Regions from separate parts of the Homo sapiens genome. Here region 2 is linked to region 1. The links are chromatin loops, found by intact Hi-C in ENCODE. Cell type or tissue: psoas muscle. All regions are shown on one strand. Links, peaks and the distances in the headings refer to the core of each region. The heading gives the core; the rest is flanking DNA.

Region 1 (8,789 bases), core at 253-8,252:
GGATATGGCTGTATTTGGAGATAGGGCCTTTAAAGAGGTAACTAAATTAAAATGAGGTAATTGGTGGGGCGGGGGATAATCCAATATGATGGGTGTCATTATAAGAAGACAAAATTTAGACTTAGACAGGTACAGAAGGAAGACCATGTGAAGACATAGGGAAAAGATGGCCATCTATATAAGCCAAGCAGTGAGGTCTCAGAAGAAACCAACCCTGCCAACACCTTGATATGGGACTTTTAGCTTCTAGAATTGTCAGAAATAAATTTCTGTTGCTTAAGCTACAGAGCAAACCTCGCTCCGTAACCTGTTAGGAACCAGACCATGCAGCAATGAGCATTGCTGCCTGAGCCCCGCCTCCTGTCAGATCAGCAGCAGCATTAGATTCTCATAGGAATGGGAAACCAATTGTGAACTGTGCATGTGAGGAATCTAGGTTGTTTGCTCCTTATGAGAACCTAACTAATGCCTGAGGATCTGAGGTGGAACAGTTTCATCCTGAAACTATGCACCCCTCTCCAGCCCCCCAGTCCATGGAAAAATTGTATTCCATGAAACCAGTACCTGGTGCCAAAAAGGTTGGGGACCCTGGCTTAAGCCACCCTGTCTGTGGTGCTTTGTCATGGCAGCCCTAGCAGACTAATACAGGGACCTAGGAGGAGAAAGCTAACGTTTGAGTTTCCTAGTGCAAAACTCATCAGGACACAAACTTAAAACTCCACAATTTTCTCTTGATCTTTGGCAGAAAAATGTAATTTAATTAGGATGCATTTTTATGTAAAGTGGGGTGCCCTTGGCCACATGACTTGTTCTTTATGTGGGCAGATAGGACAGTCTCCTTAACCAGCGTGATTAGAATTTCACTAGCTTATCGCTCAACAAATACACACATTGTTACTCCACTGGCTTCTGCCTTTCCCAGATATACCTGTCATAATATAATGTAATTAAAATAATTATAATTGTCTGACCTTGAAATTACTAATTAGCATGATGGTCAGTCCTTTGATAATTTTCTCCAGAAAAGTCTTGTTAAAATGGGCCTGCATAAAAAGCTGGGGGCAATGAACTAGTTATAAAAGGATAGGCTAATTTTTGGTTAAGTTGACTATTCCTTGCCAGAATTAAGAAGTTGGAAGATGAGGTTTCTTGGGGGTGGTTAGTCATAGTCCTGGGAAATTGGGACCTAGGCTGAGGGGAGTAGGAATTCAGTGGCACTCAATTAATTTTTTCATTCAAAAAACACAAACAAAGCCTTTGATTCAACAAACACAAACAAAATCTTGCTTTGGCCGGGCCCTGTGCTAACTCCTGGGATGCCTCTATGAACATGATAGAAGCAGCTACTGCATTCAGAGTTTATGTTCTTATGGGAGATACAGATGTTACAAAGTACAAGCCATAATTAGTTATTTTGGCTTGTACTTTGTAGAGAATGAAAAATAATTTTATTTAATTCATTATCTTGCTGAAGGTTGGCACTTTTTAGCCCGTGCTGTCCAATGCAGAAAGCACTAGCCATAGGTGTGCTATTTTAAGTAATACAAAATAATTACAATTGAATAAAATTAGATATTCCATTCCTCAGGGGCATTCGTCACATTTCAAGTGCTCAGTAGCCACATGTGGCTAGTGACTACCATAATGGACAACAGAGATACAGAATGTTTCTGCACTGCTGAAAGTTTCACCAGAGAATGCTATCTGGGCTCTAGAGTTGTGCCAGACCTGCAAAGTCAAGAAAGAGGGCCCTTAGCTTAATTCCTTAGAGAACAGAAGATATATATATTTATATCTACCAAAATAGTCCACTTTTGGCTGCAGGCCATAGTATAAATCTCATCTTAGTCTGGCCTTCAAAATGAAGAATGGGCTGGTTTTAAACCAAGGACAGATTTCCTTTCCTCTTAGTCTTATGAGTATTGGGGTTTTGCATTTTGTGAGTGCTCATTTTTGTATGTATGAGCAATTTGTCCATAGGAACTAGGGGATTTTTATATTTTTTCCTTTTATTTAAAATATATGACTACATAAAATAAACAACATGTGGTTTACAGATATGAGGAGTATTGGAATCTGTTACTTTAAAATAGTATAGCAATGTTTGGACTTTTCACAGCTGAAAGAATTAAATTCAGCTTCAGTACCACCAATTCCCATTTTTTTTCAAGTACAAGAGAAAAAAGAAGAAAAGAATATGTGGGTGGAGAATAAGGAAATCAGCTGTGTTGGTTTAATACCCTTGAAGGTGACATTAGTAGAAGACTTTATTAAAACATGCAACCTGAAGCTGAGGATTATAAAATATAATATGTCATGGTGGGAGATATGCTTTGGCTGCCACACCTAAAGGTCACTCTTTGAAGGGAGCTGAGACAGCTGCCAGGATCCATTGATTTCTTTCTAGTACTAAAACATCCTCTGGCAGGTGTCAGCCTGGGTGTGTGAACAAAAAAATATGGAAAATTAAAGAGTAAGCAAAAATGGGCCATGGGATCCTCCTAGTAGACCGAGCAGAATGCTCCAGTGTTTGTTCTGAACAGACGTGTAAATTTTTGCTTTAGCGACACAACAGATACATGAAGTGTTCAAATATTAGTCAACATATATTTTCTTTAGTGGAATATAGCTTCTCAAGTCTCTAGGATAACAAAGTTTTAAAATCCTGTCTAGGTGTATATAATTCTTTAATTTGTTTCTAGTGGGGCTACTCCCTCAGGTTAAGTAGGACACTTTCCCTACAATAGATTTCATTTTTCTTTGATTAGTTTCCACTTACTCCTTCTGCTCCTAACATGGCCATCCCTCTGCAGTTCTCCAAATATCCCATGTGTGTGCTTGCCTCTATGTCTCTGCATACACCATTTCTCTTCTGTGCTTACCCCCCAACTCCTCTACAATCTAGAAGACTCAGCCTTGAGATCTTTTTGAACAAGAATTGCATTTATGATGATAAATCTGTGCCTGTCCTACAAAAAAAGCCCTTGTCTCCTTCTGAGGTGATTTTGCTTAGTGGCTAATCTTTTCAACTTTTTGTCTTTAGGTTTTGCAGAAAATGAGAAAAGATGGAAAGAGTGAGAGGTCACATGATTTGCTGCCTGGGCTGTGGGGACCACCCAGGGGCTGTGTGGAGGGAACCATCCCTACGTTAGCGCTGAGCTCATAACCATGACGTCAACCTAGATTCCAAATCTAGGTGCTCACATTCATTTCACACCATTAGCAAGTTAAAAATGATAGAGCCAGGCCAAGCGCGGTGGCTCATTCCTGTAATCCCAGCACTTTGGGAGGTTGAAGTGGGCAGATCCCTTGAGCTCAGGAGTTCCAGTCCAGCCTGGGTAACCTGGTGAGACCCCAGCTCTACAAAAAATACAAAAATTAGCTGGGCATGGTGGCACATATCTATAGTCTCAGCTTCTTGGGAGGCTGAGGAGAGAGTCGCTTGAGTCTTGGAGGGTGAGGCTGCAGTGAGACATGATTGCACCTCTGCACATCGGCCTGTGTGACAGAGTGAGACCCTGTCTCAAACAACAACAACAAGATAGAGCCATTTACTAAGCAGATTGGCAGGTGAGGGACGCTGGTTTTAGCTAGTACAGTGAATGAGTGTGTGAGTGTGTGTGTGTGTGTGTGTGGGGGGTGGTGTATTCTTAGTCCCTTTTACACTGACAGTTGAAAAACTGACCTTTGCCCTTCTCTCTCCCATGTTATTTCTGATGTTAGTAGGCAGTTTGTAGCACAGCAGGATGGAAGAGTTGCAAAGGGAATTGTCTATGGGGTGAACCTTTTCAATTGCCCTTCCATCCACATACCCTCTTTACTGTGAATAATCATAAATGCATAATGATAACATTTTCCACATGCTAAATCATGCTAATGACCCCTACCAAGTAGAGGAAAGAATGTTGTCTTATAATACCAACAGATTATTTAAACCTGAGAGCTTTACATCATGTTAGATTAAGTTGTGTATATTAAAATTTTCCAAACAGTAAGTATAAAGATACTGTCTTATACATATAAGAGGTATGGCTATTTTAACATATTTTTTAAATTATATGAAATAAACTTTATTGGACATAGTTTTACGTTACCATTTTTTCTCTCTTTCACCAAATTGTGAAAGCAAATAGCTAGATATGCTTTCTCCCTTTGAAGAGGCATGACAGTTTCAGGTTTTGCTAAGAAAGATAGTTTCCATCTGAAAATGTGTGTACATAGTGTTTACTTCTAATTTAAATGCCTATTTACACAGGTTGGGGATACACCAATGTTTTTTGATGATGTGGTAAGTTTTCAAAATCTATTTGAGGTCATTTTTATATGCTTAGAATGACTTAGGTGCAAATCTACATGGAAGCAGAGGAATAAACCACATGGTTTTAGAAGCCATTTCTGATCATTGGAGCACAAGCTTTTTGTGGACAGCAGGCACTCCCTACCTAAGTCCAAAGCAGGGGAGCCACCTGCTGGACAGTGTGAAAAATCTTCATTTTCTGGAGGTAGTCATCCCTGCTTTTTTACTTTTAAGTTTAGGTAGATTTACTTACATATAAATTTATGTACTTTTTATTTTGCTGAGTAAATTTCTCACTTCACACAAATAAAGCGGCTCTAAAATAAGGAGAAAAAAATTAGGATGCTATGAAACACAAATTTGAACAACGATCAGTACTAGAAGTAGAGGCTTTTAGTCATTCCATTTTGTATTTTGTCTTTTTCCTTTCATTCGTAGTTCAGCCTAACTGCATTTATATTGTAAACCAAAAATAAAATTCTAAGCCCCTTAACCGACTGAATGGACCTGTCCTATGGGGACAAGGGGATTCCAAAAAATTCCAAAAAGCTAGTTCAGGCCATGATGGGAACCTGATGGTGTAACCACCCAGTTGGGTTCACCTTTCATGCTACCTAGAAAGAGCTGATTCATCTAGACAGGGGAATCGCAATAGAGAAAGAATAATTCGCACAGAGCCAGCTGTGCGGGAATCTGGAGTTTTATTATTGCTCCAATCTGTCTCCCCAGGATCAGAGTTTTTAAAGACAATTTGTGGGAGGGGAGGGGCAGTGAGTCAGGGACTGCTGATTGGCTGGGTCGGAGATGAAATTATGGAGAGGAAATCATGGGGCGTTACTGTCTTCTTGCGCTTAGTCCGTTCCTGGGTGGGCATCACAGGATCAGATGGGCCAATTTCTTGATATGGTGGTGCCAGTTGATCCGTCAAGTGCAGGGTCTGCAAAACTTCTCAAGTACTGATCTTAGGAGCAGTTTAGGGAGGGTCAGAATCTTGTAGCCTCCAGCTGCATGACTCCTAAACCATAATTTCTAATCTTGTGGCTACTGTTAGTAGTCAAGAAGGAGGTTTATTTTAGGAAAGGGATGTTATTGTTCTTGTTTTAAACCATAAACTATAAGTTCTTCCCAAAGTTAGTTCAGCCTATGCCCAGCTTGGAGGTTAGAGGCAAGATGGAGTCATTTAAGTTGGATCTCTTTCACTGTCTCAGTCATAATTTTGCAAAGGCAGTTTCAATGGTAAAAGGGAATTGGATACGCTGCATTATACTTTCCTCCCTTTGGAATTCAGGCTGAACTGATCGGCCTTAAAATTAAAACAGAGATCTTAAGACACAGTAGGCTCTTTGTAGCAATAAGATACCAAATTCCAACCTGACTCCAGTATAGCATCACATGACAGATAGCAGGCCCTGAGAAAAATCAAGTATTTTACCCCAAAATATATTTCTTTGACATATTTTTAAATGGCCCTGCAAAGCTATCTCTTGTGGGGGAAATTTACCTCCTTTAGAGAAGCCCCTTCCCTTTCCAGGTCTTTTTCTGATCCTGAAGAGTTTAGCTGAGAGTCTGGTACCTTTTAAAGGTATGAATAGGAAGCATTTGCCATCTATTGCCTCTAAGGATGGCCACCTATAAGACTTCATCTACATAATAAGACCGTTGGTCTCCAACAACACCCCTTATCTTTGCCCAGACACTCCTTTCTATTGATTCCAGGTTTTTTAGATAATAACTTAAACCCTTCAACCAATTGCCAATCAGAAAAATCTTTGAATCCACCTATGACCTGTAAGTCTCCTGCTTCGAGTTGTTCTGCCTTTCCCTACCAAACCATGATTGATGTCTTATGTCCTCCTAAAATTTAAAATATCAAACTGTAACCCAACCTCCTTGGCCACATGTTCTCAGGACCTCCTGAGGCTGTGTCACAGGTCATGGTCCTCACATTTGGCTCAGAATAAATCTCTTCAAATATTTTACAGAATTTGGCTTGCTTTTTTCATCAACAATATGTATACAAACGGGCTTTTCTAAAGGACTTTCAGCCCTCCTTCAGCTCATCTCCTTCCTCTTTCTATCTCCTCGCCTACATAGTCAAACTTCTTAACAGGGTTGTTTATACTTGCCGAATCCACTTCCTTACCTCCCACTCACTTCTTAGCCAACTTTAATCTTTCTTCTTCCCCGACACTCCATTAAATCATTCTCACCAAGGTCACCAATAACCACCTTGTCACAAAATCTCATGGACACTTTTCCAGTTTTTATCTTTTTTGACTAGTTGGGAACATTCTACGTGGCTAAGCACTCCCTACTTTTTATTTTTTTTAATTTTTTTGAGACAGGGTCTTGCTCTGTCACCCAGGCTGGACTGTGGTGGCATGATCATGGCTCACTGCAGCCTCAACCTGCTGGGCTCAAGCAATCCTCCTGCTTCAGCCTCCCAAGTAGCTGGGACTACATGCACATGCCACCACACCCTGCTAATTTTATGTTTTGTAGAGATAGAATATTGTGATATTTCCCAGGCTGACTCCCCACTTCTTGCAACACTGCTTCTCTTGATTTCTGGGACACCACCCCCTTCTCTCTTCTTCCTACATCTCTGACTCTTTCTTCCCAGAATCGTTTGCAGGTTCCCTTTCCTCTGCTATTCTGTTAAATGCTGGTATTTCTTAGGGTTCTAGCTTAGGCTATCTTCTCACTCCACCTTCTGTCCCTGGGGGACACAGTTCATGCAAAGGGTTTTGATTATCTTCACCATGCTGTCAAATCTCAAGTGTGTATTTTTGGCCCAGGTGTCACTCTCTTTATCTCTTGATGATCCCTGCTCATCCTCCCATATAGTTTATATATCAAATTACCTCCCAGGCATTGTACCTGGGAGGTCACTCAGCCACAGCAAGGTCGGCATGTCTCCAGCTGTGCTTATCCCTATCCATATGTCCTGCTTATCCTCAGTGACACCTCTGGAATTCCTGCTTGAATGAATAAATGACAACTCAGAGTTATCCAAACCTAAATCCTGGGGGTTATCCTTGATCCTTTTCTTAACTCTCCACCTCTAATTGGTTAGCAAGCACCGTTGGGTCAACCTCCTTAATACCTCCCTAGGAAACTTCCATTCCCATAGCCGTCACCTTAGTTATCTTCATTTATCACCTGAGTTAGTGAAAAGTCATTTCTCCTCTATCCTTTTCCCACTCCATAGCATAGAGCTGGAGTGATCTTTTTGAATGTAAAGCTGGTCATGGCCATTCTCCCTTCCTAAAGCCCTTCCAGGGCTTCCCACAGCTCCTTCTTAACTTCTCTTCTGAAACTCATTGTGGCCTGTCTTCTCAGCTCCCCTCCTTCCCCTCCAGCTTCGTCTCTCATTGCCTTCTTCTTCCATGCACTACTCCAGCCACATGGAACTTTCTCCACTTCCTCAGTGGCACCAGGGATGCTTTCATGCTGAGTAGTCACATGGACTGTCCCTTCTTCCTTGAAAGTGTGTAACCCTGCTTGTACCCCTGCTCCCTGGGAGCCCCCATCCTGTTGTTTTCACACTGCATGGGGCACTGTTATCTGTACTTCAGGTGTTTGCTCAGGTACGGAGTCTTCAGGATGCCTTCATGGACACCTCACCTTCTCCTGCCTCCCATCTTCAACAGAGTTAGGTATCCCTGTACGTATTCCCACAGAACTCTGCTATTCCACTATCATAGCACTTTAATTGCTTTTTTATCTTTCACGAGACAGTCTCTATTATTGTAAGCAATTAGGTGATGAATTTTAACATAGCAATTTTAACCTGAGCCCCAATTAATAAACAGTAGACATTTAGCATATGAGGTCAAATCAAAGAACGTCTCGTCAAATCCCCATGTTTTGGAGAAAAGGAAACTGCTGCCCACAGGAGTTAGGGACATTTCCAAAGTCACAAAGTCAATTCATAACTTATTAATCATTCTTCCCACTGCAGACATCAGCCATAACCCCTATTCTTTCTATCCTTTTGACTGATTCTGGTTTTCTCTGCAAGAAGCTTGAAAGCCTTAGCCAGGACATGGTTTAAACTCTATTTTGCCTTGGTTATCAAGCAATCAAATGGTGTGGTTAAAATTGTAGCAAGCCTGTCATTTCTCATTTAAAATAAAACGGGACTCATTCAGGCTTCTTGAAGTGAGACTGCATGTGACGATGCAGGGAACACATCTCCTAGAAAGAAGAGGAGCCACTGAATGGGCAGCCTCATGGAATCTCAGGCTAGAAGATCCTTCACATTTGAAGCAGGCTTTAGAGGACTGTGTTATCTTTTCCTTTTCCATTTCCCCTTTCCTTGCCTTAAGAGCAAGAATTGTAGATTTTCACTCTAGTGCTGTGGGCTTACAGGGGCTCAGCTCTGCTGGTCTTTTATTCCTCTCTATATTTTCTAGCACTTCATTCTGTTCACAACCAACTAAGACTCTTAGAATTTTTCAGTTTCAGTCTCAGAAAGAGTTAATCCAAT
Region 2 (8,789 bases), core at 635-8,634, 73 kb before region 1:
GGTCTGTGTGTAACTAAAAGACTAGTAAATATGAGAATTGATGGGCACATCTATCACCCATGGGGCCACTGTGTCCTGAAAGACCTTGTATGAAAGCTTTGAGAAAGGCTTTGGCAAGGATAAATGCCCCAGCGCTTAGACAAGTATGGGTCTCTGCAGGCCGGACTGGTTGAAGAGGGCAACGAGGTGAGGTTTCGTGAGTTGGAAGTTGGCCTCCTGTAGTGTGCAGTCTGACACAGAAAAGGTTCTAGCTCACAGTTGCCTGGTTGGAGCATGGAAACAGCTCCAGCTTAATATTCAGGACATCTGTCTGCCGAGGCCTGTTTTTTTTCTGTACGTTTTCATGGCTGTTTGTAGACAGTGGTAGGTGAGATTGGAAGAAATAAGAGACTTGAGGAAAACAGAGTTAAACAAGAAAGTAAAAGTAACTCTTCAATACCCAGTACATGGTTAATATGTAGATACTTGAGGATCCTTTATCCCTCTTATGTCTCAGGAGATGGGGTGCTGGGGTTGTGGGGAGGGCAGGGGAGGAGTAAGGGAAAAAGGGAAAAGACAAAGAAGATATCATCTATTTGAGTAAATAAAATGGAGATGTAGTAAAGATATCATTTTGGGAACCTTGAGATTGATAAAAAAAAATACACAACTTACTAGAACTTTTTCAGTTCAAAGCTGAATGCTAAAAGGTTGTTTTGTGTGCTGTATGACAGACAAATATTTTAAAATATGTCTCACAACATTCCTTTGGCTTAGGTGGTGATATTTAAGTTAAGACTTACATATATCAGTTGGCCAGTTTGACAGATAGGAAATTATTTGGAATTAAAAATTCCCCTTCTAGTTTTTCCCCTAAAAAGTCCCTGCTTAATTCATGATTGTTCTCTCCTTTGCCTCTTCTTTCCTAATTCTTTATCTTCTCCCATATCCAAAAGAACATCTGGCAACTATCTCTTTAGAGGCATCTATGATCCTGGATTGAATTTGTTATCCAGTCAGCACCTTCGTGAGCTGTGTTTGATTTTCTGAAATTGGGTTTCCGCAAATGGTCATATTTCAAAGTGCTATGCCATATAATTATTTGAAGGGAAAACATTTTAACGTGGTACAACGACAACGTAAAGAATGAAAATTGTGCTAAGTGAGTTCTGTCTCTTTCAAGTTCAAATTGGTAGGTTTTCCTGGCTTGAACACAAAATGAAGTCAAATTGAAGGGTCAGAGATACAAGAAAATTATAAGGAGAACAAACTCATTAGAAAGGGAACTGAAAAATGGATAACAAGAGGAACAAATACAGGGATTTTCCATATCTAGGGAAAAACAATCCATAGGTTCTATGGGGACTTTAAAAATATAGAGGATTGAGAAAAAAACTTTGTATTTTGCAACAATTTTAGGTTAATAGAACATTCGTAAAGATAGCAAAAATAGTTCCTATATACTCTATATCCAGCTTCCCCTAATGCTAACATATTACAGTTTTAGATTTTTAATGGTTATGATAAACATGAGTCTATGATTTATAGATGTCACTACTTTTTTATAGTATTAGAAGAAAATTAGACATATAATTTTCTACTTGAAAATTTATATTCTTGTTTACACTTTAAGAATATGTAATATCTTCCAACCACATTCATATCAAGAAGAACAAAAACAAGCAAACAAAACCCCTGATCATATCTTAAAAAAACAGCCCTTCTCTGAGTTATTTACATTTTTAGCAGGATGCAAAACTTTATGCCCAAATTTTCCAAATTTAGGTATGTTACCATGGCATTTTATCCTGGAAAATTGCTTTGACTGGAAGTTTCTTTGGCAAATCTCACTTTTATTTATTTATTTTATTTTATTTAGACGGCGTCTTGCTCTGTCGCCAGGCTGGAGTGCAGTGGCGCGATCTCGGCTCACTGCAACCTGTCTCCTGGGTTCAAGCGATTCTCCTGCCTCAGCCTCCCGAGTAGCTGGGACTACAGGCATGTGCCACCACGGCCAGCTAATTATCATTATTATTATTATTATTTTTTGAGACCGAGTTTCACTCTTGTTGTCCAGGCTGGAGTGCAATGGCGTGATCTTGGCTCACCACAACCTCCGCCTCCTGGGTTCAAGTGATTCTCCTGCCTCAGCCTCCTGAGTAGCTGAGATTACAGGCATGCGCCACCATGCCCGGCTAATTTTTTTGTATTTTTAGTAGAGACAGGGTTTCTCCATGTTGGCCAGGCTGGTCTCGAACTCCCTACCTCAGGTGATCCACCCGCCTTGGCCTCCCAAAGTGCTGGGATTACAGGCGTGAGCCACCGCGCCCAGCCCCTAATTTTTGTATTTTTAGTAGAGACAGGGTTTCACCATGTTGGCCAGGATGGTCTCAATCTCTTGACCTCATCGTGATCCTCCTGCCTCGGCCTCCCAAAGTGCTGGGATTATAGGCATGAGCCATGGCGCCCAGCCCAAATCTCACTATTTTTTAGATTAAAATGGAACTGTTGTGGGGTATAATGTAAAATTTATGCATTTTTAAAAAGCAAGAGATAGCTTAAAATGGGACTCTTTGGTGGTCTCTGGCAGTGTGCAGACTTTGGTGGTATGAGTTCACTCTGTTTTGTCTTTATAGCTATAGAGGTTGAAAAAAAAAAAAACCATTACCTTACACTAATTGACATAAATTTTGGAAGCATTATTTCAGCACCAACCAATACAGGTTTCCCATAGTCCTTATTGGATATCATAGAATTTTTGATAAATATTTGTGAAATGAAGCAATGAGTAAAAATAAGGAATGTCATTTTGAAATGTGGGGCCTTTTCTGTGTCTCCTCAAATCCCACCTGGGAAGTGCTCACTCATTCCAGGTAAGACAGGCTTTGCTGATTCTGGGCCTTGGACTGGCAGGGAAGAAGGGACTGACTAGGTTAAGTATCTCCTCAAGGTGCTGGAGGCCTCTAAATAAAATGAGGTACCTCCCCCTTCATTCCTAGCCTGGAAGAAGACTGGAGCCTCGAGATTACAGTTATAGTCTCTGCTTATTATATAAAAGTAATCATATGCTATATATAGCCCATGATGGTATAAATGTTGTAGCTGAAGGGCAACTGACAAGAGAAGGCAGTGGAGACTTGGGAAAAAGTGGGATTTTAGGTCTGAGAGACCTTCAAGTTCTAGCCTGGGCTGCAGGATAGAACCCTAGGTTTGGTACTTTGACCCTCGGTTTGGTACTTATCCTCTTGAGGCCATATTTCATTATATAAAATGGGAAGTCAGTAATCTATAGTGAGAGCTACATGTAAGAGTGAATTTATCTTATGAACTAATCATTGGCCTTTTTTGCTGTCAGATCTATTCCTTTTCTCCCACTTCATTATCTGCATGGCTGAAGGTTCAACCCCTGCAGGCTGATTTCCTAGCTCTTTCCCAGCTGGGTTTAGCCAATGAGAGGCACTGGCAGGAGATGGGCAGGCAAGCACAGCTGCTGTGTTTGCTTTGTGGCTCCAGCTTGTGTAAGACAGGCCCACTGTGGTTCCAGCTTTTTCCATGACTCTGGCCCTTTGGTGCTGGTAATACCATCCTCTCCTTCTGTCCCTCCAGCCAAGGAGTGGTAGTAGCTACCTGCAGTTGTTAGCCTCCGGGTTGCCTCTTTATTCTCTTTTGGCTTCTTAGCTCTTTTAGCAGTGATGTATCTAAGTCACTGTATTACATTCCCTCTTTTTAGAATGTTGGAGTGGTTCCTATTTCCCTCATTGGACCCTTATTGATCCAGTCCATTTCGGTAATCTAGCTGTGAGCTGCAGTACTTCAACTAGGCTGGTTGTGATAGAAATAGAAAGGAAGGAGAGACCTGCCAAAGGAGAAAGAGAGCAGTAACCTATTAGATGGGGAAAAGATCAGGAGAAATAAAGCAATTCAGATAATTGTGACTGCCATTGTTGAAGACAGGCCTTTGGAAGGGGAACTGGTTTGGGTGTAGAACCAATGGGTTTTGTGTAGAGCATGTCAAAGAAGATAAACTTCATGATTTCACTGCCTTTCCCACTTCAGTGTATTGCAGCTGCAGGAGTATTTATGGAGTTGCCTTTCTCTCTTGGGAAAGGGTAAAAATGTTCAGAGGAAAGAGATCAGGGGTAGCTACACTTATGTCAGATAAAAATAGACTTTACGTCAAAAACTACAAAAAGAGGCAAAGAAGGTCATTACATAAGGATACAGAGGTTAATTCCTCAAGAAGACATAACAATTGCAAATATGTATGCACCCAACATCAGAACACCTAAATACATAGGTATAATAATGTGATTCAAGTCCAATATTCACACATTTACACATAGGTGTAAAAGTATAATTCAAGTCCAATATTTATTGATTTTTTGTTTAGATGATCTGAACAGAAAATCAATAAGTGTTGGACTTAAATTACATTTTCAACCAAATGGACCTAACAGACATATGCAGAATACTCCATCCAACAGCAGCAGAATACACCTTCTTCTCAAGTACACATGAAACAGTCTCTAGGATTGATCACATCTTAGGCGACAAGACAAGTCTTAACAAAATTCAGAGAGGACAGCAGTGTGTGGCCCAGAAGGGAATGCCCCCTGGTGGCTTGCTAAGCCTGGAACACATCTAACACCATTGACTCCAGCCCCATCTCTGTAACTTTTTTGGGAGTAGAATAGGAACCCATTCTTTGCCAGTTGGGCAGCAGCTCTTTACCAAGGGACCAAGATGAGCAGGCTGTTCCTTTTGTCAGTGCAACATTTGCAAGAGGAGTGCTGTGGGAGGAGATAAAAATTGACTTCCAAATGGCCAGCAAAATTTCAGAGACATTTTTGGGACTGGCTTTTAGGTTCAGACTTAATAAGTAAAACAGCAGATACTTAAGATTTTGATTTCCCTGTGGGTTAAGATAGTTCATAGTGGGGATGGCCAACATTGCTACAGCAAGCTGGAATCCACTTCCTCAATGTACTGGGGCATTATGGAAAATAATGATCTCTGAGGGAGAGAAATGATTCCACATCTTTGGGAACAATATCTAGATATATTAAGAAATGACCTCAGATGAAAAACAAATATAAAAACATTTTGGCAAATCAGAAGGTGCACATTATATGGCATTCATGATGTTTTATATAGTATATGTGTGTTGGGAAAGAAAAGAAGAGTCTAATAAATGAAGACAAACAGGAAACCCTTCCTAAACTCTCTTCCCAAATACTTCTTAGTCACGTTGTACAGGTCGAAGGTTCTGGGAAGAAACAGCTAGTGCTCTGACCTGCATTCTGCAAATATAACGTTTCCTGTTTTGTAGGAACTTGGGGCTGAAAAATGCATAAACCAATTGATTTAAACTCTTAAACCCATAATATTCACAAACCTCAAGGACTGCTGGTCAAAGCCTCTCTCTCTCTCTCTCTCTCTCTCTCTCTCTCTCTGTGTGTGTGTGTGTCTGTGTATGAGAGAGAGAGAAAGAGAGAGAGAGAGAGAGAGAGAAAGATCTATTGCAGATGTTCTTGGAGTATTACATTACATCTAATTTCCAGATAGTCTCCAGATAACTGAATAATTGATTCATGTGAATCTTAAATACATCAATATTCTGTAGTTTCTCAAACCTTTTATTTTGTTTTTTTTTTTTCAACTCTGAGTGAATTAGGTTTAGTTGGAGAAAACCGTTTATGTTATGTACTTCTAAAATATGATGAGGTGAAGCATGAAGCATGGTTCTCCTTGGAATGATGTTTACATTAATAAGGCTTTTTATCTCACAACGACATAGATAATATAAAATTAAAATCAACTGCTGATCTCAGGGAGCAAACAGATTTTTATGATAAGGATTGTATAGCCACCTTTACATCTTTTTCTTTCCTTTTAAATAAATGATGAAAGCTCCAGTGCTGTCATAAAATCACATTTATTTGTAGTGATAGGGATGAAATAATCACTGTTTCATCACCGTGATCAGCGGTCACATACACACAATGGAACCTGACATGCTGGCAGCCTCAGCTCATTACAGCTTTCCAACCAACCTCCAAGCTTATGGCTGGAAGTCAAATGGGGTGGGCAGGTTCCAAGTAGGAAAGAAAAATAATTGGCTTTGGAGATAAAGGGATTATTTAAATTTCCATATGAAATTTCCACAATTTCTTGGCTTCAAATTGAGAGGGAGTTACACTAAGATGCCTGTGTTTCAATTTTAAAATTAAAAGCATTCAAAGAAGTGGAGAAAATTATTATAGACAACAACCATTTCAATAACATTTCTCTGTCTTCATGTTGTTTATCACACTATTAATTACCTGCTAATTAAAAACAAAACAACTGGAAAATTCTAGCAACAGAATTTTTCATCAGGAAGGCTTTTGGTTTAATAATTTTTTTCTTATCCTTACAATATCAAGTTGTTCCCCTCCCCCCCATAAGGATTGATTAGTTTAAAAGATTGGTGTTTGATCGGAATGCAAACATCAGTGGGACAAAGTGGGACTTTTCTGGTACTATGTAGTTTTTGGAGACCAAGGCCTCTGAGTCAGACAGACCTAGGATTACATTTAAGCTATCTCTCCTTTGAGCCAGATTTGAATCTCAATTTATCTTTCCACTTCGTGATCTTGGGCAGGTTACTTAATCTTTCAAAGCCTCAGTTTCCTCATCTGCAAAATGGTGATAATGAAACCACCACGAAGACCTGTTGTGAGGGGAAAATAGGATCGTGTGTGTAAAGAGCTTACATAACAGAGAGCCTAGCATATAGATTCATAGTAGCTGTTTTTTAACAAAATTATTTTTGCACTATTTTCTTTTGTGACTATTAGCATTTGGCAGTGTGCTTACCGCATTACTAAATTTTGTCTTGATAGAGCAGTCCCTGAGCGATGGTTGAGACCTCACAGTGTAGATAGACCTGTTGAAGTGTTGGGTGTTGCTGACTTTGATTTGCACCCCTGGACACCACATTCAGCACCTGGATAGCTTTAGCAGCAATGGCAAAAGATGAATTCCATTTCAATCAACGCTATCCACAACCTTGATTTGGGGTTTTTGAATAAAAATAGGGTTTTATGCTTGAGGATATAGCACATTTTGAGCTGCTGAGTGAGACTTGCACTTGGCATGTGTGGGTGCCCTGGTGAAAACTCAGGGAGCTTTGCATTTCATTATATTTTTAATAATGCTTGGCAAGTAGCAGAATTAAACTTGTGAATCATTTGAACAACCACTTTTCTTAATGGAGATGAGCCTCTTTATCTTTTAGGAGTCAATACTCTGTGGTTCTAAATTAGAGTCCTCGATGTGATTGTATTCCTCTCAAACAGTATTAAGAACTTATTTTATAATGGAGAGGTTCATAATGAAAGCAGTCTGGGGAACGAGGCATCCTAGGCTCTTGATGGTGCTGGGTTGAAGGACAGGAGGAGCTGGTGAGGATGTGGCCAGGACCTGTTCCCTGGTGTGGGGGTAGTAGGGAGGATACTAACCTTTTTTTACTGTGTACTAGATGCTTTGTACACATTGTTTCATTTAGTCTTCTCGGTACACCTTTAAGGCAGGTATTGTCATGCCCATTTCAAAGGTGCAGAGAGATGATTTATCCAAGATTACATAGTGAATAGAAAAGCAGTAATAAAAGGAGGAAATATCAGTTTTGGTTACCCAGTATATTTTGTGAAAATCCATCAAGATGTATATTTATAATTTGTGTACTTTTCTGTATATATGCTCACTTCAATAAAAAGTTACTTATAAAAACAAACAGATCTGCCTGACAAAGTCTATGCTCTTTTCTATCATACTACCACCAAAAAAGTATGATGCATGGAACTCCAAGTGCTTTACAAGGAATTTCCTCTGTCAGTCACAGCTAGGCGTGGCGAGAAATAGTGCTACTCTTATTAACTAGACCTGATTTTGAAAGACTTGAATATTTCCAAGGGAAGATACACTTAGAGAAGTATAGTTTCCTAAAACTGCAGATGTCTATGTGTTAGACTTAGAAGATTATTCCAAAATCGTGTTCTGAAAATGCATTTAGCTTGTTGCAGAGTTGTTCATAGTAATGTAAAATTGGAAAAAAATAGAAATATCCATCAAAGAGGGATTCAACAAATAAATACTATGTGACTTAAAACTTACCTATTTTGAATGATGCCTCTGATATAGTGTGGAGTGAAAACTGGTTTTCGAACTGCAGATATAGTATGATGGTATTTTTGTAGTTGTTTTTTCTTTATGTAACATATTCATATAAATAAATGGCTGGAAAGATATTTGCCAAAATATTAATAGTGATACCTCTGCATTTTTGTGATACTGGTTGAATTTTACTTTCCATTTTATGTCCTTCTGTATGGTTGGTTTTATATAGACATTGCTTTCCTACAATTCTATAAATAAAATTTTAATTTTTAATAAAACAGTACCTTTAATCAAAGGCTGCATCCCAAATTAAATATATCCCTTCTCAAGGTGTCTACTGTAAAGGAGGAAGAATTCATTTTAGTGTATGAGTTTCGATACATCAAAATAATATTAAATTATAGTCAAATCATAGAAAAGAATTTTCAGGAATAAAAAGTGCCATTTAATAAGATCAAATACATGCAATTACCAGACTGCTTGGCTTCTGTAAACATTTTTAAAAAATCATTTTGAGGGATATAGTTTATAAAAGTAACAATTATAATAAACAATTTTAATTATATTAATAAATATAATTAAGAACTACTTTAATTATATTCTATATAAGCAAGTTGCTCTATCTACCTGTACCAGATATCATAGCAATC

What was found. Peaks named below come from ENCODE experiments on the same cell type or tissue, not always from the same donor. Only the 100,000 strongest peaks of a DNase experiment are listed, where the experiment ranks them.
Region 2: it touches region 1 in a loop (2.5-fold over the local background); 13 of 110 quality-filtered maps call a loop at or near these places.

Annotation. Positions count from the first base shown.
Region 1 is chr2:198,123,378-198,132,166 of GRCh38, forward strand. All of the region lies in intron 5 of PLCL1 (phospholipase C like 1 (inactive)), which reads left to right. Among named protein-coding and RNA genes, the nearest start is that of LINC01923, 250 kb to the right of the region's middle. In psoas muscle, for the core only: a CTCF peak has its summit at 4,474 (motif pointing left); a DNase peak (open chromatin) is centred at 4,444; H3K27ac peaks cover 435 bases.
Region 2 is chr2:198,049,899-198,058,687 of GRCh38, forward strand. All of the region lies in intron 1 of PLCL1 (phospholipase C like 1 (inactive)), which reads left to right. Among named protein-coding and RNA genes, the nearest start is that of PLCL1, 250 kb to the left of the region's middle. In psoas muscle, for the core only: a CTCF peak has its summit at 4,588 (motif pointing left); no DNase peak of the experiment used is centred there; H3K27ac peaks cover 2,042 bases.